2 separate regions of the Homo sapiens genome follow, and region 2 is linked to region 1. A link is an interaction called in ENCODE POLR2A ChIA-PET data of the cell type or tissue named here. Cell type or tissue: PC-9. All regions are shown on one strand. Links, peaks and the distances in the headings refer to the core of each region. The heading gives the core; the rest is flanking DNA.

Region 1 (15,947 bases), core at 6,548-11,547:
TTATTTTATGTTGATGAATATGCCAGTTGCCTGTTGGGTTAAGTCTGGAAGACCCTGTTCTGTGTATTGGCATCACTGGAATAATCTATCTGTGTTTCCATGGACCTGAGTGTGCCTGAGAAGCTGGGCTGAAAAGATGTGACTGGCCTTCCCTTCTGTGATGGGTAATGGACAGGTACTGCAGATGCCCACTGCTGATAGCTTTATTCACATCTCAGAAGCAGCTCAACTGGGCACAAATAAAGCCATCAAATGTCTACTTACTGTTTGTCACCTAACAGAAAGCCTGTCCCCTAAAATAGCATTTCTGTTTAATCTGAAATAATTATTTGATCCATTTTAGTATCGATTGAAACTCTTGGGATGGAACTTTTTTCACTTGTCCAGTGTTCTTATGTGCCACACATTTGTTTGCAGGATTAGATTTGATTTTTGATTTTTGATTTTTGAATTTGGTTCTTTTTGGTATTTAGGTCAGTAATATACAATCAAGTGTGAAAGAAGTGGAGTGGTATTTCCAGTGAGAGTATCTGGGTATGAATCTTGTCACCCGTTTAGCCCACCTTAGGTTAATTTACTTAATCATAGCTGAAGATTCCTCAGCTAGAATTTAGGACTGTGATGCTGCTTATGTTAGATCTTCTGAGTTTTATGCAAGTCAAGGTCTGTGCCAAGTGTTTTATAAACTATTAAGTGATATACAAATTGTAGGAGTTGCTGTTGTCACTTCGATTCTTATATATTAAGTTAATCAATTGCTGTTTTGCTTTCAGCATCAGTCCCCAGTGCTGTGTTTTTTTGGACCCCTACTTTGAGATGAGGCCTCGTGGTTCTCTGCAGTATCTGGAGAAGCTTAGCCCTCTAACCAGGGAGGGGTTCCTCTTTGCCCATGGGATTCTCTATCTGGGGACAACTCTGGGCTATAGTAAAGTGGAGCTGTAGCTAGCTAACTGAGGGCTCATCCTGGGGTCTCCAGTTCATAAGATGTGTCTCTTGACCTTGCTGGACTTCCTTCTTAATTTGGAAAGTCTTTATTACATAATTCACTGAAGTAGTTGGATCAGAGAGGTACCACAGAGATCTGTATTTGTTTCCATTCTCCTGTCCAACCCTCAGGGGTTACTGTCATTGGACAGTAGCACCTGGAAAGAGCTAGGTGTTCTGGTAAAGTACTCACAGTTGATTTCATTTATATATGACTTAGCTGTGCTCCTTTGCCAGATTTAAGACTTAAATAAGTGTGAATAGAAGCTTGGCTTTATTTCTGAGTGTATAAAAGTGTTGGCATGTACAAAGCCAGTGGAAGGATTGCCGTTTTTGAGAGTGTCTTCTTATACTGATCACCTCTGAAATAAAGCCTGTCGGTAAGATTCATGCCCAGAAATGCTGAAGACAAGCACCAGTACCTTCAGTACCTTCAGCTGTGATTCTCCTGAACAGCAACACTTGATTTGTTAACTGGAGCTAACCCTTCTCCCCTCAGTCTGTACCTTACCTATTGCCTGCAGTTGGTGTGTGGGTTAAAAATTAAGCACCAGCTGGGCAGTGTGTGCCTTACAGGCCGGAGGATTGCTTGAGCCCAGGAGTATTGGGCTGTATCACACTATGCTGACAGGGTGGTCGCACTAAGTTCAGCATTAATGGGGTGACCTCCTGAGAGCTGGGGACCACCAGGTTGCCTAAGGAGGGGTGAATTGGCCCAGGTCAGAAATGTAGCAGGTCAAAACTCCTATGCTGATCAGTACTGGGAACATGCCCATGAATAGCCATCACACTCCAGCCTGGGCAACACAGTGAGACCCTATCTCTTAAAAAAGAAAAATAAAGCACCAATGGGATGGGAAATTTCAGATTTCTAGACATAAATGAGAGTGCTCATAAAAACTCTGGGGACTTTTTGTTCATGAATTAACTGATTAGCGAAAACCTTCATTTTGATCACCTATAAAACAGACAAAATTAGGTGTTTAGACTTAATCACTGGCAAGAACTGTTTGAGACAGACAATTGTAGTTTTCAAGGAACTTCTTCTTTTTCCTGATTCAGAAGAGGATATCTGTTATCAAGCTGTAAGTACTCTGCAGGATAATCTTTTTTTGTTATTATTTAAAGGGCTTTTAGAAACATCACCAGTCACTTATTTTTCCTTTTGAAGACAACAATAATCATGTTCTGTGGCAAAAGGAGCTGGTCCGAAACCTAGAATGATAATGAAAGTTTGCAAATATCAAATATTATTTCATCACTATTAGCCATTTACAGATGTGAAGAGAAATGAGCTTGAAAAGTAGTTTGATGTTTTCAACCACACTTTTAATCTTTAGATTTGAAAACAGAAAAGGAAGTCTGGAGATTAGGGTAATATATTCAATTCTTCCACCATTTTTTAATTTTTGATTTTTATTTTTGAGACAGGATCTTGCTCTGTCACCCAGGTGGAGTGCAGTGGCATGACCTCCCTTGCTCAAGTGATCCTCCCACATCATCCTCCCAGGTAGCTGGGATGACAGGACCGTGCCAGCACACCCAGCAAATTTTTGTATTTTTTATAGAGATAAGGTTTTGCCACGTTGCCCAGTCTGGTCTTGAACTACTGGGTTCAAGCAGTCGCCCGCCTTGGCCTCCTGAAGTACAGAGATTACAGTCATGAACCACCACAGTCAGCCCTCTACTGACATTTTTAAGTCAAGTAGCTTAATCTATAAAATAAAATGTTTGACCACTTAGTACTATAAAACTCTTTTGTTGCCCTAGAACATTCCTTTATCCTAATTTTTCTTTCTTCTTATGGTACTTGGGTGATGGTGGTGAGAGTTGGCAGCACAAGGGGGATTGGCTAGGGTGGGTACAGACCTTACGTTTCAAATCTCTACCCTACCTGAAGAACAAGCTTGCCTTTCCTTTTTTATATTATCTACCATATTAGAAAATGCAGAGGGAAGAGTTAGTGCAAATTGGGAAAGTGAGTACCGATGCATTTGTACTCCTGATTGGTGAGCAAAATAAAACTGCTCAGCCTCCTATAGGATTAAAGTAGAACTTACACTGGAGATGTTTGATCTTTCTGTATAAATGTTTGTGATAAAATCATGCTTATTTAAAATAAGAAGATCAGGAATGATAGATATAAAATTAACTGGATTCAGATTTTCTGAGATTTTAGAATAGGATGTCAGCTATTTACCAGAGTTATGGAGAAAAGTTTTAATAATGACGTGCTAATATTCTTGGCAGATACCAAATCTAAGCAGATATAATTAATTTATTTTTTTTTTTTTATTTTGGCTTGCTTTCTTATTCATTTACTCATTTAACCAACATTTACTGAAAGTCTTCTGTGTGCCCAGTTGCTTCTGAGGGACTTGCAGCTGGGTGGGAGAGACAGATGTGTAGTCCAAGCTACAGGATAGAGGTGCTGAGTGGAGAGGGGAGAGGTGAGCACCAGCCTGCTTGGGAGAATCCTGGATTCTGCCTACCCATCCCCTGAGTCCATGCAGCTTGTTTATATTGACCAGCCTTGTTCTTCTCTTTGTTCATTGTTCGCATGCTCACTTTTATCTGAGACATCTTCTCTTCCTGGAATGACCTGGGATCCCACTTTAGGCATGTTGGCAGCAATAAGAAATTCAGCCTGAGCCTGACTTTCACAGACTCATTTGGTCCCAGTTTTCTGTGTCCAGGCAACTCACCCAGTGTTTTCTGCCACCCTGGCAAACTGGCTGCCAGCACATCACACTACGTATGTTTGTGGGTTCATATGTGTCCACGTGCAGAATCTGCCCATTTCCTGGATCATCCTGGGCCATCTGGGGAAGCCTTTTTAATTTTTTCTTTTGCCTCCTGCCTTTCAAGCTTCTCTTTTGATTCTTGTGGCTTGTAGTCCAACAAGAGTAGAAGGAAAGAGCTTCAGGAAGTGAGGAGTTTATTAAAATTCCTTTGAAGCATTTCAATTCAGTAAGAGGAACTATCTTTTCTGTTAGCTAAGACAAAAAAAAAAAAAAAGAAAAAAAGCAAATAACAACAACCCTCAAAAAAATATAAATGTTTTTAGGAGATCCATTTTAGTTCTTTTTTTTTTTTTTTTTTTTTTTTTTTTTTGGGATGGAGTCTTACTCTGTCACCCAGGCTGGAATGCAGTGACGCGATCTTGGCTCACTGCAAGCTCCGCCTCCTGGGTTCACACCATCCTCCTGCCTCAGCCTCCCGAGCAGCTGGGACTACAGGCTCCCGCCACCATGCCTGGCTAATATTTTTTTGTATTTTTAGTAGAGATGGGGTTTCACCGTGTTAGCCAGGATGGTCTTGATCTCCTGACCTTGTGTCCTGCCCACCTCGGCCTCCCAGAGTGCTGGGATTACAGGCGTGAGCCACCGCGCTCAGCCCCATTTTAGTTCTTATACACAAAATTGATCCTCCTTTACCCAGTTCCGTGTCCTTGAGTGTATTACCTTCACTTCCCTAAGCATCATTCTTATTTCTAAAATGGGGATAACTGTAACTGTATGTGCCTCACAGGATTGTTGGCAGGATTTAGTGGAGTGGTAACATTAATAGTAGTAATTGATGAGTAAGATTTTGTTACATTATGTATCAGGTACTGTTCTAAGAACTTGAACTCTACCTAACTCCTTTCTGGTAGAGGGTATTAAAAGCATAGCAGTATTCAATAAGTATTAGTTGTATCCTGAATCCTTTTCACATCTCTTAATAACTCAGGTATCCTAATTCTCAACAGTTGATTGTTTACCTATTTACTTCTCAATATACAGCTTCTGTATAATTTTCTACATAATGAAAACTTTGATGTACACACCAGTATGAAAAATCTTGGTTCTGCAGCATACCAGTTGCACAATTTAATCATGCTGTGCCTTGGTTTTCTTCATCTAAAGCAGGGATGCCAATACCTAATTCTCAAGTGTTAAGGAAGTTGAATGAGATGGCCCATGTCAAGCAGCTGACAGACCACAGGCACTGACTGATGTCCTTTTCCATCTCCCATCCTGTGCTGCTCCTGGGAACCCTCCATCTTGCTGTTATCCCCAGGCTGTTTCATTTTGTTTTGATGATTCTCTTGGTCATATTTATAAGAACACTAGTATAAGACAAAGATTCTCTCCGTTGCACATTTTGTGCCTTATTCTCTAGCCACTTATGCTTGTTTCTAGGCCACAGGATAGCAAGAATACTAGGCACGTAGAAGATTTTTTGTAAACGTGTACTAAGCTGGATAAAACAGACATGATAAAGAATCAGCCTGGCTTCTATTAGCCATCAGGCCAGATTTCTTCATTAGCCTGAGCAAGATGGCTCAGTGTTTGTTCACAGAGGCTAAACGTATCACTTTTTAAAAGAGAGTTTTTGTTTGTTTGTTTTAAATCAGGCAAGGCTTGTAGAACTTAAGGTAGAAGAAAGTGCTGGATTGAGCCTTTGTAATCTAAGGGGGTGTATTAGTTTAGTAGGGCTACCATAACAGAATACCACAGACTGGATAGTTTACACAAGAGAAATTTATTTTCTTACAATTCTAGAGGTTGGAAGTCCAAGATCAAGGTGTCAGCAGGATTAGTTGGTTTCTTCTAAGGCTTCTCACCTTGGCTTGTAAATGGCCATTGTATTTTCCATTTTCAAGCTGCTAATAAAGACATTCACAAGATTGGGCAATTTACATAGGAAAAAGGTTTAATCAGACTTACAGTTCCACATGGCTTGGGATGCCTCACAATCATGGTAGAAGGCAAGGAAAAGCAAGTCACATCTTACATGGATGGCAGCAAAAAAAAAAAAGAGCTTGTGCAAGGAGATTCCTGTTTTTCAAAACCATCGGATCTCATGAGACTTATTCACTATCATGAGAACAGCATGGGAAAGACCTGCCCCCATGATTCAGTTACCTCCCACTCAGTCCCTCCCACAACATGTAGAAATGCAAGATGAGATTTGGTTGGGGACACAGCCAAACCATATCATTATGTACCTGGCCCCTCCCAAATCTCATGTCCTCACATTTCAAAACAAATCATGCCTTTCCTACAGTCCCTCAAAATCTTAACTCATTTCAGCATTAACTCAAAAGTCCACAATCCAAAGTCTCATCTGAGACAAAGCAAGTCCCTTCTACCTATCTGCCTATAAGCCTATAAAATCAAAAGCAAGTTAGTTACTTTCTAGATACAATGAGGGTACAGGCATTGGGTAAATACAGCCATTCGAAATGGGAGAAATTGGCCCAAACAAAGGGGCTACAGGCCCCATACAAATCCAAAATCCAGTGGGACAGTCAAATCTTAAAGCTCCAAAATGATATCCTTTGACTCCATGTCTCACATCTAGGTCACACTGAGGCAAGAGGTGGGTTCCCATAGTCTTGGGCAGCTCTGCCCCTGTGGCTTTGCAGGGTACAGCCTCACTCCTGACTGCTTTCACAGGCTGGTATTGAGTGCAGATTTTCCAGGCATGTGATGCAAGCTGTTGGTGGATCTACCATTCTGGGATCTGGAGGATGGTAGCCCTCTAGGCAGTGCCCCAGTAGGGACTTTGTATGGTGGCTCTGACCCCACATTTCCCTTCTGCCCTACCCTAGCAGAGGTTCTCGATGACAGCCCCACTCTGCAGCAAACTTCTGCCTGGACATCCAGGCATTTCCATACAGCCTCTGAAGTCTAGGCGGAGGTTCCCAAACCTCAATTCTTGACTTCTGTGCACCCGCAGGCTCAACGCCACATGGAAGCTACCATAGCTTGGGACTTGCACCCTTTGAAGCCACAGCCTGAGCTGTACCTTGGCCCCTTTCAGTCATGACTGGAGTGGCTGGGATGCAGGGCACCAAGTCCTTAGATTGCACACAGCATGGGGACTCTGGGCCTGGCCCACACAACCATTTTATCCTCCTAGGCCTCAGGGCCTGTGATGAGAGGGGCTGCCATGAAGACCTCTGACATACCCTGGAGACATTTTCCCCATTGTCTTGCGGATTAACATTCAGCTCTTTGTTACTTAAGCAAATTTCTGCAGTGGGCTTGAATTTCTCCTCAGAAAATGGGATTTTCTTTTCTATTATATTGTCAGGCTGCAAATTTTCCAAAGTTTTATGCTCCGCTTCCCTTATAAAACTTAATGCCTTTAACAGCACCCAGGTCACCTCTTGAAGGCTCTGCTGCTTAGAGATTTCTTCTGCCGGATACCCTAAATCATCTCTTTCAAGTTCAAAGTCCCACAAATCTCTAGGGCAGAGACAGAATGCTGCCACTCCCTTTGCTAAAACATAAGAAGAACCACCTTTGCTCCACAAGTTCCTCATCTCTATCTGAGACCATCTCAGCCTGGGCCTTATTGTTCATATCATTATCAGCATTTTAGTCAAAGCCATTCAAGTCTCTAGGGAGTTCCAGACTTTCCCACATTTTCCTGCCTTCTTCTGAGCCCTCCAAATTGCTCCAACCTTTGCCTGTTACCCAGTTTCAAAGTTGCTTCCACATTTTCGGGTAACTTTTCAGCAATGTGCCACTCTTCTTGGACCAATTTACTGTATTAGTCTGTTTTCATGCTGCTGATAAAGACATACCTGAGACTGGGCAATTTACAAAGGAAAGAGGTTTAATTGGACTTACAGTTTCATGTGGGTGAGGAAGCCTCACAATCATGGTGGAAGGCAAGGAGGACCAAGTCACATCTTACATGGATGGCAGCAGGCAAAAAAAGAGGTTGTGCAGGGAGACTCCTGTTTTTAAAACCATCAGATCTCGTGACACTTAAATCACCATCATGAGAACAGCACGGGAAAGACTTGCCTTCATGATTCAATTACCTCCCACCCACTCCCTCCCACAACATGTGGGAAGTCAAGATGAGATTTGGGTGGGGATACAGCCAAACCATATCAGCCATCTTCCTTTGGTGTCTTCACGTGATGTTCCCTTTGTGCATGTGTCTTGTAAATCTCCTCTTATATAGATACTGTTGGATTAGAGTCTACCTATATGACCTCATTTCACCTTAATTGTCTACTTAAAATGCCCTGTTTCTAAATACAGTCACATTCTGAAGGTAGTGAGCATCAGAACGTCAACATTTGAATTTGGGGACACATAAGTCAGCCCATGATAGGTGACAGTCTGAGAACCCGGCATAATGATCTTTTCCAAGGCTCTATGCTTCTCTGGAGAGGATATGTGAGTGACAGTTCTGTTGGGTCATAGAGCTGGAAAAAATTTAGATGAAGAATATTTATTCTGATTTCTGAAATCACCACACTTCTGCTTTCTTAACAGCACTTACTAGGACTTAGTCTAATTTTTCTCTTTATATTCTTAGGCTGTGTGGATGAGTCTTACTGTTGAGCACTTATTTTTTCTCCCCTTTGAATATCCAGTCCTTAGCACATAGTATGTGTCAGGAAATAATAGTTGAATTGAATACAGGTGATTCATCTGCCTCTGGACATTCTCACAATTTCCTACACCACAAAAGGAAATGAATTTGTCTTTTCCTTAGTCGTCTACCAAGAATGAAGGCATATTTTTTTTGCCTCAGGTGTTTTGGACTGAATTCTGTCTGATGTCTAAATTCGACTACAGTAATATATTTATTTATGAGCCATCTTTATTAAAGAATGTTACTGCCACCGTTTCCTTAGTTGCCAATTATTTTGTGCATTGTTATTGCTCCTCAGATTTTCTTATTTTGGGGGAGACTTAGGCATAATTTCCTTAGATGTAGATCAAAGCTGAATTGGATAACTAAAATATGTTGCAATTTATGTTATAGAAAAATGGTAAAAATATTCACATATTTTTTATATTTCTACTATTTCAGAATTAATATTTCACCTTTTTTTTTTTTTTTTTTTTTTTTTGAGTCGGCGTCTCCGTCTGTCACCCAGGCTGGAGTGCAGTGGTGCGATCTTGGCTCACTGCAGCCTCCACCTCCTGGGTTCAAGCAATTCCCCTGCTTCAGCCTCCTGAGTAGCTGGGACTACAGGTCCACGCTGCCACACCCTGCTAATTTTTTGTATTTTTAGCAGAGATGGGGTTTCACCATGTTGGCCAGACTGGTCTTGAACTTCTGACCTCAGACAGTCCACCTGCCTCGGCCTCCCAAAGTACTGGGATTACAGGCGTGAGCCACTGCGCCTGGCCAATATTTCACTTTTTTAAAATAAATCTTTTTAATGATAAGACAGGCTTGGGTTTGTCAAGAACAGGTTTCTAAAAGGGTTTCATTATGCATGCACATGTAAATAAAAACCTTTTACAAATCCCACAGAATAAGATACTTTAAAATGGAGCTGTCAAGCAATTTTTATATGTACAGGCAATTTGTGGTTTCAAAAAGCTACTTCAAAAAAAACTTCAAAAAGTTAGTGCTTTTTGATAATTTTTTTTTAAAACCACTTTGTTAACAGGTCCAAAGTTATATGATAAAATGATCAAATAAATTTTTTCGTTATAAATAGTCTTGTTTAAAAGTCCAAAGCGTGCCTCTTAATATTTAGTGAGAGCCCTGTTCTTGTTCTACTTCATCAGTTGTCTATGTTGCTGGTTGACTTTTGGAAGTTTTACACTGAATGAAAGAATAAAGATTGTAAACCTCTAGAAAACAAGTACTTTACTTCTGTGGTCCTTCCAGGATTGAATGAAGGTTCCATGAAAGAGAAACATCTGGAATATGCCTTTTTTTTTTCTTAATAGCTAGTAGAGGGTGAGGAGGGAAATAAGACACTGTAGGATAATGCATGTTTGTGTCAGATCGTAGGAAAAAAATCATGATGTATTTATACTACATGTGCTATTTATATACATGTGCTACCAAACAGCATGCAGCTCTATGTTTTAGACAAAATAGAAGAAGCTTTGATGATAATTATCAATACATGCATGAGAATTTCCAATGTCATGGTTTAAGCACCCACTTCACATACACTTGTAAATTAGCTTCCATGCATTCATAAATGGGGTTAGTGTGATTAGCTTGCCAAGGCCCAGAAGAGATTATATTTATTAAAGATCACATGAAAAGCTGTGTCCTAGGCATCTCACTAGGAATCTTAATTTTAAATAGGTAATATTATCTTATTTATGAACTATTAACACAGTAGAAACATTTATTTTGATAGATTTATTAATGAATGTAAAGATTTCTGTTTTTTTAACATAAGGATTAATGGCCGTTCATTCAATCTAAACCTATTTTGTACACTGAAATATAACATAAACATTGATAGACTTGCCAATCTGTCTTAAGCACTACTTTTAAAATATGAAGCTAAGTATAGTTTTTTGTTGTTATTAAGATGTTTTAGACATGATTAAGTCATTTTATTTTGTCCTATAATTAACCTCCTGAGGTATAATGAGAAATCCATTTCAATATAGAAGGTCAGTTTTGTGCGGTTTTTAGATTTTTTTTTTTTTGTAAAACAAAACTTCCTGTCAGAGTGTGTGCCCGATCGTGCATTTGATTAGATCAGCTGGCATGGCTTCTTGGCAGCCTGGCCCTCACTGCCAGGTTTACTCCGTGTCCACTTCCTTGCAGGGCCCTGACCTAGAGGCCATCTCTCAGCTGTCCCAGCCCTGCCAATTGTTTGAGGTCCCTGAAGCCTTTCCTGATTCTCCCATCTCACGTTATCATTCTCTGTACCCTACAACTTTACCTTTTCATCATGGTATCTGTTGTGTTAGTTATTTCTTTCATTGTGTTTCACCAAAGTTGTTTGCTCATAGGAGCTGGTAGTGTGACGCTGGCCACAGAGGCAATAAATATTGGCATTGTGCTGCCTTCGTTGCTCTACTTGGATGAATTAGAAAACATTCAGAGGAGCTGGGCACGGTCGTGCATGCCTGTAGTCCCAGCTACTTTGGAGGCTGAGGCAGGAAGATGACTTGAGGCCAGTTCAAGGCTGTAGTGTATGATGATCACACCTGCGTGTAGCCACTGCACTTCAGCCTGGGCAACAGAGTGAAATCCCATTTCTAAAAATAAATAATGAACAAAGAATTGGAAAAAGAATGGATAGAGTGTTGATTGGCTTGCTTTTCTCATAGCAGGTTGCTTTTCCAAGCATCTTCTTTCACAACACTCATCATGAGGACATCTTGGGAGCAAAAGTGTCCATACTGATTTGGGGTTACTTAAGTTTTTCTTTGGTCAGAATCCCTCATTTCATCCATATCCTCAGTCCTAGATTAAGTAATCTTAGGGCACACTTACGGCTTCTGACGTTAATGCCACCTTTGTTTCCTAAAGCCCTGATGATGATGGAACTGTGCATGTTAAAGCAGGAAAGGGGAAGAATGTTGTCAGCATATCTAGAAGCCTAGCCCTGGAAAAGTACTTAGGTGGCACAGAAAGCCTCTTTCTGGAAAACCACTGAACTGATAGTTAAATTCAAAAGTCACTCCTAGAATCAGTTTCAGCACACATTAAATTCACTCGTCTTGGATGAAGCCAGTGAAAATTTTAAGACAAAAACAAGATTTATTATCAAATACTGGTCTCTCCAAAAAGTTACATGGGATCAGAATCAGATGTCAATGAATAATTTGTTTTTGTACGTTTTTATAGTTACATGTTATTACTTCTAGAACTCATTTGACTGGTTGAACTAGAGAACCAGAATACAACATGCATTTGTTTTTTTCTATGGTGGAAGAGAAAAGTAAAATTAAAGTGGAAGTTATTAATACTATATATATTCATAGGCTGCTAATATGTACTGCGTTCTTTCCTTTTGTGTTTTTCTTTAGGTGATTGAAGATAGTACTGGAGTCCGCCGGGTGGTGGTCACACCCCAGTCTCCTGAGTGTTATCCCCCAAGCTACCCCTCAGCCATGTCTCCAACCCATCATCTCCCTCCCTATCTGACTCACCATCCACATTTTATTCATAACTCACACACGGCTTACTACCCACCTGTTACCGGACCTGGAGATATGCCGCCTCAGTTTTTTCCCCAGCATCATCTTCCCCACACAATATATGGTGAGCAAGGTGAGTAGATTTTCGTTGGCGTCAGGAGCCGTTGAAACTGATTACAGCGTTTCAATAGTTCAAGGCGGTCCTTTGTTTCTTGTGAAATAAGCATAGTAGAAAAGGATCTAGGTGGTTTGTAAGACTCATGGGGAATTCCTAGCTTCCTTTGTCCTGAATGGTGCCTTGGAAAAATTACTTTGTGGGTTTAGTTCTTTTTCTTTCTTTCAGTTTTCACAAACTCGGCCCCAACCCCCACCTTACAAGATCAAGGAGTAAGGTAGCCACCTTTTATTTTAGAAAAGTGGCAGTGTGACATCGTTCCCATGTCCTGAAAGCATGTTTGTATGTGAGAGTGGCCTGAGGTACAACTGTGGCACATCGTTTCTTTGGTATCCATATGATCTACCAGTTAAAGGGAAATTGAAAAGTGTTTTGTGCCCCATTTCCAGTGTTTGAAGATTGTGAAGTCTCAAGAACCTTTAGGTTTCCTAAAAGGCTCTATGTTGTGATGCTGGCAGAACTCAAAAATCCCCTGGCTGTTGATGTGGCCTTCCTGAACCTGCTTTTAGTTTAAGAGTAGCCATTAGTGCAGCCGCAATTTCACTGATTGTTAGGCAAATACTTACCTGGATATGAAAAGAGCCTCAGAGCTACCAACATTATATCTTTTTAAAGTTTTGACCCTGGTGTTGGTTTAGTCTAAAGGCTTTCTCTATCAAAATGGATACTAAGAAACCAGATAATTGAGGGTAAAATTAGACTTTAGCCTCTAGGACTTTGCAAAGTGATTTTCTTCTGAGTCTGACTATGAATGGAAGCATTTTACTGCTTCAGACATTTATTATGTTGGTTTAGATACATTGTAGAAGAAATGCCTGTTATACCATAGAATGTTTGAGCAAGTTATCACTTTTAAGAATTATATATATATAATTATATAATTTCTATATAATTAATTATTTATTTATAATTATATTTTTATATATATAATTATTCCCTGTTCATCTCACATTATAACTTATTCACAGAAAAAACTTTTTTGAGATGATATTTTAAGTGAAATATATCGTTGTAACTTAGGGATAGAATTTGACTGTATGTGTGTTTTGTTTATTTTTTTTTGTAGTCAAAGAAATTTGACATGATTCAAATTAATCAGGTGCTTTCACAATGTCGTATAAGGGGATGATAGCAAAACATGAAATCAATACTTTGATTTCATAGCAGCATCAATAACTTCCTATCAATTTGATCTTTTTTCCATGCGACACACCAAGAAAACATCAAGTATTGGGGATATACTATGAAAACATTTGGATAAAAACTGAAAAAATTTAGTTAGCTGTAATTTTTTTAATGTATTCAGTGCTTTGACTCAACATGCATTAAATAATTGAGTGTTTCTTAGAGCTTTCTGGCTGTATCTGAGCTCTGATGACATGAAAGGCCTTGGTGACTGACTCATTGCTTGCTGGTATATGTCTGACTTGCCTTATTTTAGCAGTCTGTTAGTAGGATGCCACATGGTTACTGTTTTGTAAATGCTGTCCTTTGCAATTTTAGGCAAGACAACAGTATGATTTAAATCGTCATTAGAGTTAAGCAAAATTGTAGTCTCTTCATTTTATGGTGTATTTGGGTCTAATTCCATTAAAATAACACAGAGCAATAATGTATGCAAATAAAAATGCCTTCATTGATTTCAAATTAAAGCAGTAAAACAAAATCCCTTCCCTTTATAAATAAGCCATTGATATATTCTTTTACCTTAGTTCTTAGTGTGCATACCTAAAAGCAATTTAAATATTAATTTTCTAAACTATAAGAGTTTTAAAAGTTTTCAACATGTCTGAAAAGATTATTACTGCCCATAGTGAATATGTTAAATCTCATGTGTAATACATCGTGGTGTTTAGAACATTTACTATCCTTCTGGTATATTTTGACATAGTTTCTTTGGATACACACTCTCTGAATAGGATTATATTTGTTTTGACACGTTCTCTAGTGCAAACTGGTTCTCTCATGAAGATTTGTTTTTTAACAAAACAACTCTTGTTTATGCTTTAGCTATGTTAACAGTAAGAAACAGTGGAGCTTTACTGTTGAGTAATTGAGACAGCAGTTTTGTTAAATTATGCAGGGTAACCATACATTTCTGTTGTGCCTGTGACAGTCCTAGTGTAGGTCTCTTGCCTTGAAGAAATTATTGATATTCCTTCCTTTTCGCTCTCAGAAGTGTTCAGATTTGGATGGTAATTTATATTGTCACTCCATAGAAGAGGTGACCCTTTTTTCTTATAAAGATGTAAGGACCCAATCTTTATGTTACGCATTGTCATTTTTACTGATACCTAAAAATAATTTTGAACTGATTTAAAAATTTAAATTTAACATAAAGTTTTCCCCTTGAGATCATAAGATTGCTTGCAGGCTTCTATTTTCTTTTGAGCCACTTTAAAATGTGCATAGTAAAGTCAGGTGACATTCTACATTTGTCTTGCCTTCTATTACTCCAAAAGAGAAGTTTGAGACCACAGCTTATTATGTTTGGCACCAGATTTCAGAGATGGCTTTTCTTTATCCTTATACTTCCTCCTTGAACATTTCCCCTGATTCTGTGAGCTTTGATTATTTTAAATGGAAATATGTCATCTCATTATCTTAGTTAAATTTGTTCAAATGTTGGCTCTTTTGTATGCCACAGAAAACTTTGACTGCAATATACTTCCCAGTAGAAATACTATTCTGTCTACAGGGATGAGTAGACTTTTAAAGTAGCTTGATTCTAAGTACATGTTTAATAGGGGTATTTTATTTGTTCTGACTTTTTCATGTATTGCAACTACTGAAAACATATTGAAAGGTAAAAATCAAACTCAGTTATAAATGCAACTAGAATATGAGCTCTTTAGGGATAACAACCTTGTCTTCAGTATTCTCTGTAATATAGGAATTTTTCTGAACACACAGTGTAGTTTTTAATGATTGATTATTCCTTGATTGGTTAGAAACAAATGGGAATGCTTTAAATGTATATCATGTATATGGCATTTTCTTTTTTCTTTTTCTTTTTGAGACAGAGTCTTGCTCTGTCGCTCAGGCTGGAGTGCAGTGATGCAATCTCAGTTCACTGCAACCTCCGCCTCCAGGGTTCAAGCGATTCTCCTGCCTCAGCCTCCTGGATAGCTGGGATTATAGGCGCCTACCACCACGCCTGGCTAATTTTTTGTATTTTTAGTAGGGATGGGGTTTCACCATGTTGCCCAGGCTAGTTTCGAACTCCCAAGCTCAGACAGTCCGCCCACCTCGGCCTCCCAAAGCGTGAGCCACTGTGCCCAGCAGTATTTTCTTAAAAAATATTTATTAGACTCTATTTAGTAATACTTTAGACTTCCTTTATACTTTAGACTTCTTCAGGAGCCAGATCATTTGACCATTTAATAATTTATTATTGAAAATGTAAACTGAGTTTGGGTTTATCATAATCATCCATTTTAGAAATTATACCATTTTATGGAATGTCAACCTACATCACCCGAGAAGACCAGTACAGCAAGCCTCCGCACAAAAAACTGAAAGACCGCCAGATCGATCGCCAGAACCGCCTCAACAGCCCTCCTTCTTCTATCTACAAAAGCAGCTGCACAACAGTATACAATGGCTATGGGAAGGGCCATAGTGGTGGAAGTGGCGGAGGCGGCAGCGGTAGTGGTCCCGGAATTAAGAAAACAGAGCGACGAGCAAGAAGCAGCCCAAAGTCGAATGATTCAGACTTGCAAGGTAATACTCAAGATGTTTGCCATAGAGTGAATTATCAAGACAGAGACATCTCAAATGATGTTTCCACATCTTTTACATGAGAATATTATTTCATGGTGGTTGGTTGTTCTGCTAAGAATATTTGAGTAGACCTTCTTTGATCTATTTCTTGGTAAGGAAATAATATTGCATTGTTTATTTTTTATTAATACTTC
Region 2 (15,947 bases), core at 6,690-11,689, 72 kb before region 1:
TATTTCAGGTCTGTAAGAGTTTCTTCAAAATAGTTACCAAGGAGTAGAATTACTGCTTTCCTAGATAATGCCAGAGTCTTTTTAAAAATGTTGTAATCTTTTCTCCCACAGCATTACCAGCCTTTGGTACATTCAGACTTTTAGCAGTTTTGACAGTCTGTTGGTTGCTTCTGTAGCAGTATCTCATTGTGGTTTAAATTTAATCTCGCTTGAGTTTTATTATTACTTTTACCTTTTCACCCAGTGCATTTGCAGTTATAGATTTTTTTATTTTCTCAAAGAAAAGTGGACATTGGGCTACCTGAAAATCATATTTGGGCTAGTGAAAATTCATTGAGCTAGTAGCATTCTTTAGGTTATTCTGACTGAGAACTTGATCACTTAGATGATGAGTACTGTCAGATTATTTTTGATCCTATGGTTTTATCTGGCCTTACACATTTTTGTATAATAAAATTTAAAATTTATGGAATTGCTTATTTAGTTTACCAACTTGATATGCTACAAGCAATAAGTCTGTAGTTTGCTCATATTGATTCTAAGCCCAATATATAAATTGTCATTTATTTATGGTGAATTAAGTATTTATCCCTAAGAGGAATTTACAACATCTAGTTCAAAGTATTCTCAATATTAGGAAGTAATACCTATATGTGTGTGTGCATGAGTGTGTCAGAGTGTACATGTGGGCCAAAGTGCTGAAAGATGTGGCATTTTTTGCCAGAGGAAGAAGTTTACTGAGGAAAACTCAATATTCTAAAACTTAAAAAAACTTAATAGTAATGTAAAACAAATCTTGCTTAATTTAATGAGAACAAATAAGATTATTTAAGTGCGAAGAAATGGGGTGAAAGCAGAATTTTATTTGTATGAGATTAAGAATTGACCGAATACTCAGCATATGACTTCTATGAGAGCAAAGTTTCATAATATGTAGTGCATTCTCACTGGAGCTTTTGCTGTTTTGTTTGGTTGTTTGTTTTTTAACTTAAAAGAAATAACTACAAGTAATATATCATCCTGTCAGGTGATTCGTGTACTGTGTTAGAAAGAAAAGGTAACAAATTACTGTGTTTATTTCCAGTTCCTGAATGTAGATGAATTTAAGTTTGTTATAGGGGGAAATATTTTCTGTCTCATTGCAAGTGTTCTATTATGGCTTTCAGTTAGCAACACGTGCTCACCTTACTCTTAAGTATTATATATTTTTCAAGATATCTTAGGAATAGTTATGGTTTTATTTGTTTGTTTGGACATAGAGGTTTTACTCTGTGGCCCAGGCTGGAGTGCAGTGGCACGATCATGGCTCACTGCAGTTTCAACCTCCTGGGCTCAAGTAATCCTCCTGCCTCAGGCTCCGGAGTAGCTGGGACTACAGGCATGCGCCACCATGGCTGAGTTTTGTATCTTTTTTAGAGATGGGATTTCACCATGTTGCCCAGGCTGGTCTCAAACTTCTGACCTCAAGCAATCCTCCCACCTCAGCCTCCCAAAGTGCTAGGATTACAGGTGTGAGCCACCACATCTAGCCAGGAATATTTATGTTCTACCTGCTGTAAGAAAAGCCTACCCAAAAGTCAATTCTGTATGTCAATTAATTTTTTTGTTGATGGAGAGGGAGTAGTTTCAAGGAAAAGTGAATTCAGCAGATTCTTTACTGACACTGGGAATCTAAATGGGACTGCTGAATAGCTTTCCATTTTTTTGTTTTGGTTGTGTGATTGAATATGTTTTATACCAAAATATAGTTTATTGTTCCATGAATATATTTAATAATTGCAATATCTTATAATCTCACTCTAGATTGAATTTTCATACTGTAGATTGAACTTTCATACTGTACTATACAGAGTAGAAGTGAGTTTTCATTTTTAACTACATGAAATCTCAGTTCTAAGGTCAATAAATTTTTCTTCTGTTTCCCACAAGTAAGATCCCATTATATAAACCATCTCAGAAGATGTCCACATTAGAGAATAATGTTTACAAGTAGTTACCAAAATGAGAAACTGCCAGGCATTATTTACTTACATGACACGAATGTTCACTCTCTTGAATTTTCCTATAATATTCATAATAATTACATTAGATTCAGAAATTCAGGAATATTTTAACATACATATGTACTAAAAAATACCTTAGTTATCAGAAGGGAGTGTTTCATTTTGTTCTTTTAACAAATGGTTGCTTTTATTCTTTTGAGAATATTTGTTTCCTAGGTGAATGAGAGCTAATCTTTTATGCATGAAGGGCCTAAAGTGCTCTGATTTATATTAATAAATATATTGACAATTTAGGAAACATAGAATCCTTTAGACCTTTCCTATAGAGAAGAAGAGTAGTCTTTGCAAATTTGCTTTACATTGGTGAAAAAAGTCATCATTTCGAAGCCACTCATTTCATCGGAATTGGGAAGGCCACCATCTTATAGCTGGGCTTGTGAACCTTTGACTTTTCCCAGTATATATTGGACTATTTTGATCACTGCTATATGCTTCTAGTTCCTCAATCAGTATCTGCCACAGAGGAGGCCCTCTAAATTTTTTGTGGAATTACTTAATGAAATGAATGAGTGATTATTCGCCTTCACAGGATTGTGTGAGACCATATAAGGTGTGTAGAGCGGTTTGACCTCCCACCATTGAAATGCTCCTTACCATTAGCATCTAAAGTGATTCACTTGAGAAATGTGTGTGCTCTCGTGACAGTCTGCTTGTTCCAGCCTTGCTGGAATCTAGATCCACGAGAATCCTGTGTTCATTTTTCTCTAAAGAATAATTACGACCATCTAAGGTAATAGCTAAAGAATCGAGACCTGTAAGAACTCTTAGCCAGGTACAGTGGCCTGTGCCTGTAGTCCCAGCTACTCAGGAGGCTAAGGTGGGAGGATTGCTTGAACCCAGGAGTTTGAGGCTGCAGTGCCCTATGATTGTGTCTGTGAATAGCCACTGCATTACAGCCTGGGCAACATAGGGAGACCTTGCCTCTGGAAAAACAAACAACTCTTGGTAGTCTCCTAATAACCTATTCAAAGAGTTCAGAATTTGGCGGGTGGGTGGGGGGAGGGGGGTCCATTTATCTCTGTTCCTCTTCATATCTTTGCCAGAGAAGATAATTTTAAAAAAGAAAATATTGTTGTCATTTGCTTTTCTACGAAAGAAGCACATTTAGATAGTGAAGGAAAAGTGAAAAATGTTCTTTATGCCGTTTACATTGTCTCATTTAATTATCCCAGTAGCACTGCAAGGTTGGAATAGTGACTAGCCTATTTTATAGATAAGGAAACCAGAGCTCTTAAATATTGCGTTGTTTGTACTCTAGAATATACACTTAAGGGCCGGGTACATTGGCTCACGCCTATAATCCAAGCACTTTGGGAGGCTGAGGCGGGCGGATCACCTGAGGTCAGGAGTTTAAGACCAGTCTGGCCAACATGGCGAAACCCCATCTTTATTAAAAATAAAAAAGTTAGCTGGGTATGTTGGTGCACACCTGTAGTCCTAGCTACTCGGGAGGCTGAGGCACGAGAATCGCTTGAACCCAGGAGGCAGAGGTTGCAGTGAGCCAAGACGGCACCACTGCGCTCCAGCCTGGGCAATAAAATGAGACTGTCTCAAAAAGAATATAGACTCCAAGAGGGTTGCAGTTTCACTGGTTCTGCCTGGTTCACCCTTGTGTCTTCAGTATAAACCATGGTGCCCTGGCACGTGGATATACTGGTTGGTTTTACTTTTGCCTAAGATAACATCGCTAGTTAATGGAATCTACTGAGATTTGCATGTAGTTTTTATGCTTTCCACAGCCTATGAGCTCTTTTCACTGCAGTACTTTTAAGTTTTCTAAGACCGGGGTCCCCAAGCCCTGGGCCATGGATGGTACCTGTCTGTGGCATGTTAGGAACCAGGCCACACAGCAGGAGGTGAGTGGCAGGCAAACGAGCATTACCACCTGAGCTCTGCCTCCTGTCAGATCAGCAGTGGCATTAGACTCTCATAGGAGCACGAACCCTATTGTGAACTGCGCATGTGAAGGATCTAGGTTGCGTACTCCTTATAAGAATCTAATGCCTGATAATCTGAGGTGGAACAATTTCATCCCAAAGCCCTGCCACCGCATCACATCCATGGGACAAATTGTCTTCCACAAAACCTGTCCTTGGTGCCAAAAAGGTTGGGGACCACTGTTGTGAGATCATTTCGAGTTACACCTCTCTGAAAAAGTGGACATATTCCAGTGGTGTTTACCTGGCAGCTGTTGTAATGCTATGATGTAGGTCTTTTCTCTATACAGAACATGCTGATGCTGATGACTGTATTCTTTGGCAGCTCATAGTATGAGCATATAATAAATCTTATGTATGCACTTTTTACCCTCACTTTTCAAATTGTTATATTTAGTCAGTGAAAGCAACTAGAAAAAAGTAAAACTGATACCAGCTGTTATACATATTGCCATATCCCAGCATGATTTGCTCCTGTAAGCCTGGTGGTCACATACAGCAGTCTGCCTTTCCTGCTCTCCTACTCATCTTATAAAAAGACTCTACCAGATTAGCCCTCTTTTCTTTTATTCTGATTCCTGCTATTTTGAAGTTGTGGGAACCAGAGAAGGAGTTCATATTTCTCTACCATTCTATGGCACCTTTGCCCTAGTAGGATGGAGTAGTACTGAGCTGACATGTCAGTGGTATGCTGGTGATAGCTTCTATCACATGCGAGAACTGACAGTTAAATTTTCAGACATTCTATGAGCGGTTGTTAAACATAGTCATTGTTAAATGTTAAAATATACAAGCTTACAAGTTAAATTATATTTAATAACTGATAATATATACTCATCACTTCCTGTTATTTCAAGTGTTGCTATATATCTATGCTTTTAAAGTTTCTATCATGTCTGTGTGATGGAAATACTGTGCTGCTGTGTATCTTTTTCTTTTACTTTTTTTTTTTTTTTGAGATGGAGTCTCTGCCACTCAGGCTGGAGTGCAGTGGCGCGATCTCGGCTCACTGCAACCTCCGCTTCCCGGGTTCAAGTGATTCTCCTGTCTCAGCCTCCCGAGTAGCTGGGACTACAGGCGGCGCCACCACTCCCGGCTAATTTTTGTTATTTTTGCTAGAGACGGGGTTTCACCATGTTGGCCAGGCTGATCTTGAACTCCTGACCTCAGATGATCTGCCTGCCTCGGCCTCCCAAAGTGCTGGGATTACAGGCGCGAGCCACTGTGCCCAGCTTGGCTCACTGTTGTAAGAGCTAAGCTAGATTGCTCAAGTGTTTTTCCCTCTCCTACCTTGACATAAAAGTTTTGTCTGTGTCAGACATTCGTATTTTCAGCCACACCCCAGAGTGCATCACTGATGTTTGAGGTTCTTCACCAGCAAGCCCACGTCAGCACTCGGTCATGTCTGTCCAAAAGGTGCTTTGAACCCTTGGAGGATGTGGAATGCCATGTCGACCTCAGTGCCACCAGGGGCATACTCGAGCCCACCAAAGGAGCAAGTGAAGGGGTTGCCTGAGCGGCGCTCCGGAATGTGCTGCAGCCTTCTGCAGAATGATCTTTGCTGAGTGAGGCCTGCCTGTAGGAGCTAACTGGTATGTTTGGTAGTGGAGGCATCGGACAGTGTAGTCAGTAACAAGATACTAAGATAAATGCAGGGGTTAAATGCTTCCTAGAGTGATGTTTTTTAAGCTGGCTAGTTTTGTTTATTGCAGGAATTAGGTAACTTTGTTGGAGAGCAACCTTGAAGAGCAGTGGAGATGAGTCAGACTTCCTGGCTACTTAGCCAGTATCAAGTAATTAAAAACCACTCCATGGATGGGGCCACGCCGGCAGAGAAACCTTCTTACAGGGAATGACTTTATGATACCCACACTTTTCAAAGAGTGGGCTGCATTGAGCTGGTCTCATTGGGAAGCATGTTACCTACGAGTGAGTGAGAAAAGCTGCACAGGTGCCTAGCAGTTGCTCTGCTCATTTCACTTCCACTGGATGAGTTACTTTGTTCCCCATTCCAAAAGCTGACTGTTCCTATTCCCATTTAAACGGCACTTTATAAAATTCTCATGTGTCTTTACATTTTATGCTTGCCACAAAGAAGGAAATTCATTGCTTGATTAAACTTAAAATAGGATTTTTTAAACTAAGGGAACCTAAAAGCCACTCTTGACTCCAACATATCAATTTAAGCCACTGCAGCTGCGGTTTCTGTCCCGTCCTCTGCTGTTTTACACAGAACTGGCTTCTAGTGGAGCTCCTAACATTCCAATCTATTTTTTTTGTTTGTTTAAATTTCGTTATCTATGTTATTTAAAAGGTATATTAAAAATATAAGCAAAGTTGTTTTCTTCCTCCCCTCTAGCTTTTATTGAAAATATAAATGTAAGCCCAGAGGGGAAAATTATTTCCTAATTCTGTAAAGATTCCTGCAACATTTTCCTTCCAAGGAACTGGCAGTATCTCCTCTGTTACTCTCAGTTGAATATAGAATATTTGGGATTGTGGACAGGTCATATGTTTGTTTCTCTCCTTCCCCCGTGTTCCGCTTTGCCCAAGTCAACAAGCCATGGTTGCCAGGAGGCTCTTCTTGGGCCAAAGCAGATACCAGGACTTCACCTTGCTGTGACAGTGGTTGGGGACCAGGAAGATGAGCAAGAATGAATTTGTAAGCAACTGAATTTGCAAGCAATGTATTGATTGTAAATGAATTATTTCGTACATCCCTGTAGTTGTCCCCAGTCTCCATTCCAATAGGATCCCTGGAGCTGATTGGGAGAGAAGAAAAAGAGATACCTGATTGGTACCCCTCCTAGCTGTTCCAGTAGCCAGGTGGGCTTGGCAGAGACTATGAAAGAGGCAAGCTACAAGTGGATTGAGACTGTGGGGAATCTTACAAAGAAATAGGGTTGTATATTGTTTCGACTCCTTTTGCGTGGTTGTCTTCTCCAAGCTGCCTAGATAAGTCAGCAGAAGGGCTCAGATGAAACATGTTTTGTAAATGTAACTTTCAGGTAATGAAACAGTACCTTCCCATTATTGAGCTCTTTTTTTAAATAGCTAGTTTTGAGTTGAAACCAAGACAATAGATATTCATTATGCAAACCTTTGAGCCACCTTTATGGTATTACTGTCTTAGTATTGCTCTAATGTTAAATGTCTTCTCTGTTTACTGTAAGATAAAACCTTTGTGTTCAGTCAGAAAATAAAGGGACTCCTTGGAGGACTTTGCCAGGGGCTGCATGAAGATATGTGGCTGAGACCTATATACAAAGGCCTTCTGTGCAGGGTCTATGTGGCTCTACAAAAGTGGTAAGCTGAGCTGAGAGGAGAAGCCTACAGAAATGGAAAGTGGAGGTTCCTGTGTCCATTATTTCAAACTGAAGTTGCTCCTTTATTTAGAAAACAAAGCAACATGCCAGACAAGTACATAAACATTTCATGTAATTATATTAAGATAGGCTTGGAAAGTGCTGATGGAGACTTTAAAAACACCTGGTTCAAAAGCATGTATTTATCTTCTCTGAAATTAACTGGTGTTTTATGTCATTTACAGTCTAGTGTGCACACTTCTTATTTAGCAAAAAATACCACTTCATTTTCATTTTTTCCTTGTTGTAGATGTGGCACATATTACTACTGGAAACTTCGATGCCCAGTATTTTTTTCTCTATTCTTTTTATTAAAGAATGGGGTATCTTTTTAAAACTCTCTTTGCACACTGGCATGAACAGGGAACACAGTATTGGTGGAGATGGGGTTGGGGGAGGTTTAGAGGGAGGAATTGCATTCTTTTGGCATTCCTGAGAGGAAAACAGCTGTATTAACTTTTTTTTTTTTTTTTTTGGAAAGTGCAGAGGCATCTCCCCTGACTCTCAGAATTCCAGTTCTTTACAGCTGAGCAAAAACAGCATGGCATATTATTTATGCCTGGAGTCAGCATGCATGAATGTTGCTGTTCTGATTATTAGCCAAGAGAAAACAGCTGTATACATTACTAATAAAAGGACTTTGAAATGAAAAAAAAAAAAATCCAATAGTGGGGTTTTCCCCTATAAACAGCAGATGTGTACAGGGTTTTACCCCATGTCTGCCCTGTACTTTAGCACCACTGTCCTGGGAGGTAAATGGAAGCCAGCATGAGAGGTGGAAGTATGGTGAAAGTAGATATGTTTGTAGCAAAATAGGTATGCTGTGGTTGACTAGAGACATTTTAAGGTTTATTATTTTAAGAGAGCAGTTGTGCCTAGCCATCATTCCATTCCTCCTCCTTCGCCTCTCATAAAAAGAAAATATTGTGTACCTGCAAACATATGCTCTGCTATCAGCATTCAGACACCCAAACACCGAAATCATTTAGCAGCTCTTACTGCTGTCAGTAAGCAGATGATGGCGTAAGGGGTTTAGAATTTGATATGTGTTTTCTAAAGCATCTCTCAAAATAGGCATTGTCTATTTCTTGTTTGTTGCTTGTGGGAAATTTTTCGTCAAGTGTACCTGTACCTAACCCATGACTAAAACTTACCTAGATCTTAATTTCTAGATTTAAAAAGAAGAAAAAAGGGATCAAGTAAGGAACAGCGAAGTAAAGAATATCTAAGATTAAAAGTAGGAATAGCTACAATTACCTAGATTTCAATTTCTGGGTTATTTTTAGTGTGACAAAGTAAAGAGTGTCCAAAATTACAAATCTGAGGGATAATTCAAAGATCCTTTTTTGTTGTCATTGTTCCTGGGGGAATATGTTTCCTGGGGGAAGGAGCATATCTGACTGGTCCCAGGGAAGAAATGAAGTAGAACTGGTATTGAAGAGATATCTTTCTATGGGAATCCAGCAAAAATACTGGGTTCCAAGAACTTGCTTGCCTGGGGAACTCCCAGATTCTTTAAAAACCTTACATGTGAAATAGCTTAACATAAATATATAGGTTTAGACATACTGATTGATGTTTCAGTGCCTATTTTTATATGCATTTATATCGCTCAGGTCATCTATTTTCCACTTGTTCTATTAAGTCATGGTTTTGCAAATGGTCACCATTTAAATATAAGGGACCTATTTTGCTTCTTTCATATTCTTCGACATTTCCTCAATGAAAGAATAAGGAAAGTTTAGGAGTGAGTTACTTAGGGTGTATTCTACTCTGAGGATTTCAGTTTTACTATAGCTGTATTTAATCTTATATTAATTGGGCACTTATATTAATTTAGTGCCTGTATAATGTTGGCACTGAAATGGTTCTTTAGTGTGTTGTGAGAAAATTTCAATGAAGTCATTTATAGAAAACTGTTTTTCTCAAGGGAATTTCCCTTTCCCCTTTTCAGAAGTCAGAGGAAAAAAAAACTGGAATTAGAGTATAGAGTTAGAGATAAAGCGAAACGATGGCAGAATATGCTGAGACATTTGCTCAGGGGTTAAAAGACAGGGAGTTTATAGAACTCCCTTTTCTGCTTGTCATAAGGTTATCTGTTCCTTCTTTTGGACATCTCTCTAGAGGTGTTCCCAAGCTTTGTATCACAGATTCTTTTATCGTGGGGGTCCTAAACTTTAACCATTTAAAAATAAAAACCAAGGGTTACCAAACACCTTAATAGAGACTTCTCTATGAAGTTACAAGAAGTAAACAACCATATGGAAGAATTTGATGTGTTCTTTGAAGTCACTGCTTGTAAGAGAAGACAACGTGTAATTTTTGAGTTACTGTATGACTCACGTTGGAAATGTTTAAAGCCTTCTGTAGGCATGGTGTGGTGGCTCACACCTGTAATACCAGCACTTTGGGAGGCCGAGGCGGGAGGATCACTTGCACTTAGGAGTTTGAGACCAGCCTGGGCAACATAATGAGACTTTGTCTCTACAAAAAAAAAAAAAAATTAAAAAAATTAAAAATAAAAAAAATTAGCCAGGCATAGTGGTGCATACCTGTAGTCCCAGCTACTCAGGAGGCTGAGGTGGGAGGATCTCTTGAGCCTGGGATGTCAAGGCTGTTTGAGTTGTGATTGTGGCACTGTGTTCCTGCTTGGGCAACAGAGCAAGACCCTGTCTGGGGGAGGGGTGGGGCGCGGGGTGGGAAGCCTCCCGATGTCCTAGGAATAGAAGGCTTTTGCTGTTGCAGGAGTACTGAAATGGAATAGTAGGAGCTGCCAGTGAAACTCATTCAGTGTTGATGTAGCATGTTTTAAGAATGTGTTATTTACGGGGAAAACTCTCGAGTTCGTCAGCGAACTGAGAATCCATTCATGGGTGCAGAAAAAGATGCCCATTGCGGGAAATGTGTCTGTACTCTGTGGCACCTCCTTAGGTGGGAGGAATGTGGTGGGGGCTGTGAAGACTGTGCCACTTTCACACCTCTGCATGCAGAATGACTCTCATTCTCTTTTACCAAAGAGCGAATTCATTATTGAACCTGTTAGGATCCAAGGCATTCAAGCATATTTGGGGAAGACTACTCTTGTTCTCTAGAGAGACAGGTCTAAATGATTAAGTTTCCAAATACTGAGCTTATTCCAGAAATAATTTGGTTTCTGCATGCTTTGTTTTCTACAGCATGGTGAGACTGCCACTTAGTTAGACTGAGTCTTGTGAATTGAAGCCTGTTTACAAGAAGTCTGACATACACACTATTATTTTTAGCCTGAACAACATGAAAACCATCTATTTAAAACTCCCAAATCTGAATGACAGTCTCATCTTGCTTAAAATTCCTTCTAGTACTTTTTAAGCCAACAGAAAGGAACATATAAACAATTTGTTAATTGCAACAGCTGGTCCCTGAGTATCTTTATGTTAATGTTTGGAATCTTTGAATTTGAAAGACTTTTAGAAAGAGCATCTGGATTAATGTAGTGCTATTCAGACTTCAGTCTTGAGAAGTGGAATCGACCTCATCAAGACAAACAAACAGGGGCCTTATACAGATTGGGAGGGCGACAGCAAAGGCATGGTGAAATTTCTTTAAAAATCTTAGTAGAGAATGAAGACAAATGGTCTCGGTTTGGTTGTGGGTGAATAGCCTCTTATTTAATTTAGTATGATGTTTATCTAGCTGCTGTGGTAAATGAGGTGAAATCTTTTGTGTATACAGTTAATTCCCAATTATTCATACATGCTTTAGCCAAATTGCTGATTCTCTGTGGACTTTGGAGACCTTCCCCCCGCCACCCCCCCCCCCCCAATACAATTTGCTGTCCATCCGGTCCCATGTCCTAGTTTCCTCTCTGGCCATGCTTTCTCACAGGGGTTCCCAGTTGCTCTCCTCATTTCCATCTTTGCTCCCTGACCAGGCCCCTGCTGCTTTTGCTTTCTCGCTGCTTTTGCTTTCTCTGCTGCATTCCCTGGATTTGTCTGACAGTCCAGGGTTCTTGTCTCCTTGCCGTTGTCTCTCTCAGTCATCTCAGAGTGGTAATAGAGAAGCTAGTTGATGGCCAGGGAAAAGCTACAGAGAGCTAATGTCTGCTGCTCCTTGCTTCTCTTCCTGTCACCTTTGGGCCTTTGTTGAATGAACAAGTGGAGAGTAAGTAGAGAAAGGGGTTTCCTGAAACATTTCCAGCCTGTTCTTTTAAGTGCTTTTTTTCCTCAGGATTTTATAGTCCTATACGTGGTAGGTAGGCGGATGGGCGGGTGGTGGGGGAGGTATTACAGCAAAATGCTTACATATTCTTTTCACCTCTTGTTTTCTTTTTTGTTCTCAACTGGGACCTACTATTCTCCTCCCCATTGCTGAAAGGCAAATTCTTAGAAAGGGGCCATTTAGAGTATGTGTAGCTGAAGAACCTCAAATAGTTCTTCATTTAGCAAATATTTAATTTCTTGAGTTCTTTTTATGTTTTGAATATTCTTAGAGATACGAAAATGAATTTGATGTAGATTCTGCCCTTAAAGGGGTTTAAGTAAAATCTAGAAGCAGAATTTACACAGACAACCACACAGAAAACCCTAAATCTAAAGCCGATATGTAAACACATGATTACCATAGTAAGTGAGAACCTTGTACCGCGTTGGAGAAGTGTGAAGGGTCTCCCCAGAAGACATTGTTTTTCCTGGGGAGGGGATCACAGTAGTACAGATGTGAAAAATCTGCCCTAATATTTTTTGTTTGCACTATGTGGATGGAAATGAAAACTTACCTGTAACAAACAGTTTTATCTATAGAATGTTTTATAAGCCTATTTTTGTTCCTTTTCTATTATATGTCTACACAGAATATAAATTTACCCCATCAGGTGAAAGCTCAGCATAGGTGTGCAAGCCCCACTTGGCTAAAATATTGGTTAGAGCAATAAAATCCTGTGTTCCATTCCCAAACCAGTTCCAAGCCAGGTAATGGGTTGAAAAGGCCTTTGATTAGTTGGATTTCCTATAAACCAACTCTGAAGTACGCATGCATTGATTGAATTAATAGAAGAGCCCTTCATTCCCTTGCCAGAGCCTGGTGTTGCTTAATCTTTTAGTAGTTCCACTAAAGCTTTTGGTTTCTAAGCCCAAATGAGATTACAACCAGCAAATTTTAAAGAAGTGGAGCTAAGAGAGACGAGTATAGTAATAACAAGTCTGAAAAACTGCAAGAGGACACAAGAATTCTGAGTGAGCCTGGTAGTTTCTAGTGAGATTTCCATTTAAAGTTTTGATAGTTAACCTTCCATGGACTATCTCAGATCATTCTTTGGATTCATAAAGTATTTTTGTTAGTTTCCTTGCCATAGCCAAATAAAAATAATCTCTGAATTGAGTTAGGAAATTTAGTTCCTGCTACAACTGCAGATTTCATGTACAGGAAGAGGAAGGGGTGGGCAATTACAGAGGATTAGGGAACATCCCTTTAGAGTTCTTCCTGGGATGACAATGGTCGAATGAGATAATGTGAGAGTGCTTTGCAGTTGGAAAGTGCTGTAGGAACCCTGAATTCATCTGAAACTGTAGCTTAGTGTTTAAATGATGTCTGTTATTACTTTTTTGAATAGTCTGGAGTGCTTGTTAAAGAAAAAATTATTCTGTGATATTTGTTGAATGAAGCACAGTGAGGAAGACTTTACTCAGGGCCCTTGTAATAGCTATAGGGACCACTGCAATAGGGTCTTGCAGTGGGGGAGAGAGAATAGGCTCAATTCTGAATACATCATCATGGGCAAGTGGGAATTTATAGCCAAGGAGCAGTGTGGGGATCAGTGGATGGAAAATTACTAAGACAAAACCTAAGGGGTAAGGGGGCTTCTGACTCAATTGCCCTAATAAGATTCTTGGTGAAGACAGGCCAGGGTGTTGAGACATTACCTGGGGAGATGGTGGAGGATGAGGAACTTGATCAGATATTGGAGATGATCAGAAATTGAGGATGGAGGGTTCTGAAACTGACTTAACAGGATTCTTTGCTAAAACCAGATTCTACAAGGAAATACACATATGGGCCTAGCGGAAGATACAGAACCCTAACTGAAGTTTGGCTGACCAAAAAGAATCTTTGTTACTGTTAAGTATTCGGATTCCTGGGCCTAATGCCAGGTCTACTGAATCAAGATCTCTGAAGACAAAGATGTCAGAATCTACATTTTAACAGACTCCTTGGGCACTTCTTTTACCCATTACGTTAGAGCTGCTTAGATAGAAGTTGCAACTTTTTTGGAGTCTGAGTTTGTAGTTGTAAAACTTTGCTTTTTGATAGAAGGTGAGTATGAATGTGGTAGCTCAATCAGAGTGGGCCACATTGTAACTAAGTGAAGGGATTCTCAAACATCTGTCTTGGAGATAGAGATGGAAAGATTCATGTCTTGAAAGCTTATACTGTATTATATTTAATTTCCTTATATGATAAAATTTACCAAATAGCTCTGAGGAAGGAATCATTTTTACCACCATCTTTTTTTTTTTTTTTTTTTTTGCACAGGGGCAAATTGAAGCTTAGAAAGGAACTTTTTCTTTTCTTTTATAAAATTTTACTTTAAGTTCCAGGATACATGTGCAGAACGTGCAGGTTTATTACATAGGTAAATGTGTACTATGGTGGTTTGCTGCACCTTAACCCATCGCCTAGGTATTAAGCCCTGCATGCATTAGTTATTTGTCCTGATGCTCTCCCTCCCCTCACCCCTGTCCCTGACAGGCCCCAGTGTGTGTTGTTCCCCTCCCTGTGTCCTTGTGTTCTCATTGTTCAACTCCCACTTATGAGTGAGAACATGCAGTGTTCGGTTGTCTGTTCCTCTGTTAGTTTGCTGAGGATGATGCTTCCAGCTTCATCCATGTCCCTGCAGAGGACGTGATCTCATTTCTTTTTGTGGCTGCATAGTATTCCATGGTGTCTGTGTACCACATTTAGAAAGGAACTTTCTTAGGACCATACAACTGGTTGTGGAAGGAGCAGAAATTGAACACTGGCCTGTCTGGGTCTGAAGCCCAAGCTCTCAGCCTCCATGCACTCTGAATTGCCTAGTGCTGATGGCCACAGTCATCAGGGAATAGAGGTTAAGGGAGGAGAGGCAGGCAGAGGCTAAAGTGTCACTCCAGCTGTGGGCTAAAGGATGCTGACCTGTGGACATTAGCCCAAACCCCAGCAAACCCATTAGGCATGATACACTACTATGTAAATTTAAGGCCTAGGAGACATTTGTAGCAAGCTGGTTGCTGTCACCGAGAGCTCATATATTGACTTTGTCAAGCAAGAGTGAGAAGAGAAGATCACATGTTTTACTTAACATTGCCTGTAAACTTTTCACAAGACTTTTCAAATCAATACTTATGCTTTTTCTTTCCATATTGTAAGACACTCAGACTGGTAAGTGAAGGGACTTTAAAGCTTGGCATTGGTTTAGGGCTGTAGCTATGGGGGTAGCAGGAAAAGATGGGAGGAGGGAAAAGCGAAAGAGCTGGACACATGTGGACACTCAGCCGGGGCATCCCTGGGACCCCACATTCTTGAGATTTTATTATGTCTTGAGACCAAATATATGTGGAGGGAGTGATGGTAAAGGTGATAAAAGTGCAAGTTATAATAGAATTTCATAGATAGGGAAAATTGAAAGAAGGATAATATAGTTTATGGGTAAAAAGCCTGTGCCACATTCTGAGAGCTTCAGGGTCTTTTTCTTCCACACTACCCCCTTCAGCGCCTCCACATACCCAGGGGGTAAGCTCTAGTATTTTTGATTTTCATATTTCTGCCTTGTGATTAAATATGAATACCATATTGACTAGAAAATTGGTTTGTCTTTAAATTATGGTTTTGAAAAGGTTTACTCTCTTTTGCTATTCCATAGAGGTTAGTAGGCCATAGGGCCCCTTTATCTTATTTATTTATTTATTTGTTCATTTATTTAGGGACAGAGTCTTGCTTTATTGCCCAGGCTGGAGTGCGGTGGTGCAATCTTAGCCCACTGCAAAGTCCGCCTCCCAGGTTCAAGCGATTCTCCTGCCTCAGCCTCCCGAATAGCTGGGATTACAGGCACGCGCCACCATGCCTGGCTAATGTTTGTATTTTTAGTAGAGACGGGTTTTCACCATGTTGGCCAGGCTGGTCTCGAACTCCTGACCTCAGGTGATCTGCCCGCCTTGGCCTCCCAAAGTGCTGAGATTACAGGTTTGAGCTGCCGTGCCTGGCCGGGCCTGTTTATAACTATTATGCTCAAGGTAAATGTAGAATGTAGAAATTAAGGTGAATAAAACATTCATATTAAAAGCAAAACATTAATTTTGTATGTTCAGGATATATGGTATGAGCTGGGACACCTGGGCTTTGAGCCACAACTTCACTGTCTACAACACACACAAACTTCCTCCCTCCCCCACTGTATCCCCTCCCCCACCACCTCCGACCTCCACCCCAACTGTAAAAGTTGAAGCTGAGCATGGTGGCTCCCGGCTGTAATTCCAATACTTCGATAAGTTAAGGTGGGAGGACCACTTGAGCCCAGGAGTTTGATGTTAGCCTGGGCAACATGGCAAGACTCCGTCTCTACAAAAAAT

The links. ChIA-PET counts read pairs that join two places held together with the same protein. Peaks named below come from ENCODE experiments on the same cell type or tissue, not always from the same donor. Only the 100,000 strongest peaks of a DNase experiment are listed, where the experiment ranks them.
Region 2: POLR2A ChIA-PET joins it to region 1 with 5 read pairs; 4 of 35 experiments call an interaction of 5 or more read pairs at or near these places.

Annotation. Positions count from the first base shown.
Region 1 is chr3:172,235,789-172,251,735 of GRCh38, forward strand. It overlaps FNDC3B (fibronectin type III domain containing 3B), which reads left to right. Exons shown (of 26, transcript NM_022763.4): 5 at 11,745-11,988; 6 at 15,472-15,753. It also overlaps the pseudogene RN7SL141P. Among named protein-coding and RNA genes, the nearest start is that of FNDC3B, 200 kb to the left of the region's middle. In PC-9, for the core only: no CTCF peak of the experiment used is centred there; a DNase peak (open chromatin) is centred at 8,463; H3K27ac peaks cover 3,184 bases.
Region 2 is chr3:172,163,779-172,179,725 of GRCh38, forward strand. All of the region lies in intron 3 of FNDC3B (fibronectin type III domain containing 3B), which reads left to right. It overlaps LOC124906304 (a long non-coding RNA gene), which reads left to right. Exons shown (of 2, transcript XR_007096169.1): 2 at 1-15,947. Among named protein-coding and RNA genes, the nearest start is that of FNDC3B, 130 kb to the left of the region's middle. RefSeq lists a silencer at 3,183-3,722. In PC-9, for the core only: no CTCF peak of the experiment used is centred there; no DNase peak of the experiment used is centred there; H3K27ac peaks cover 2,249 bases.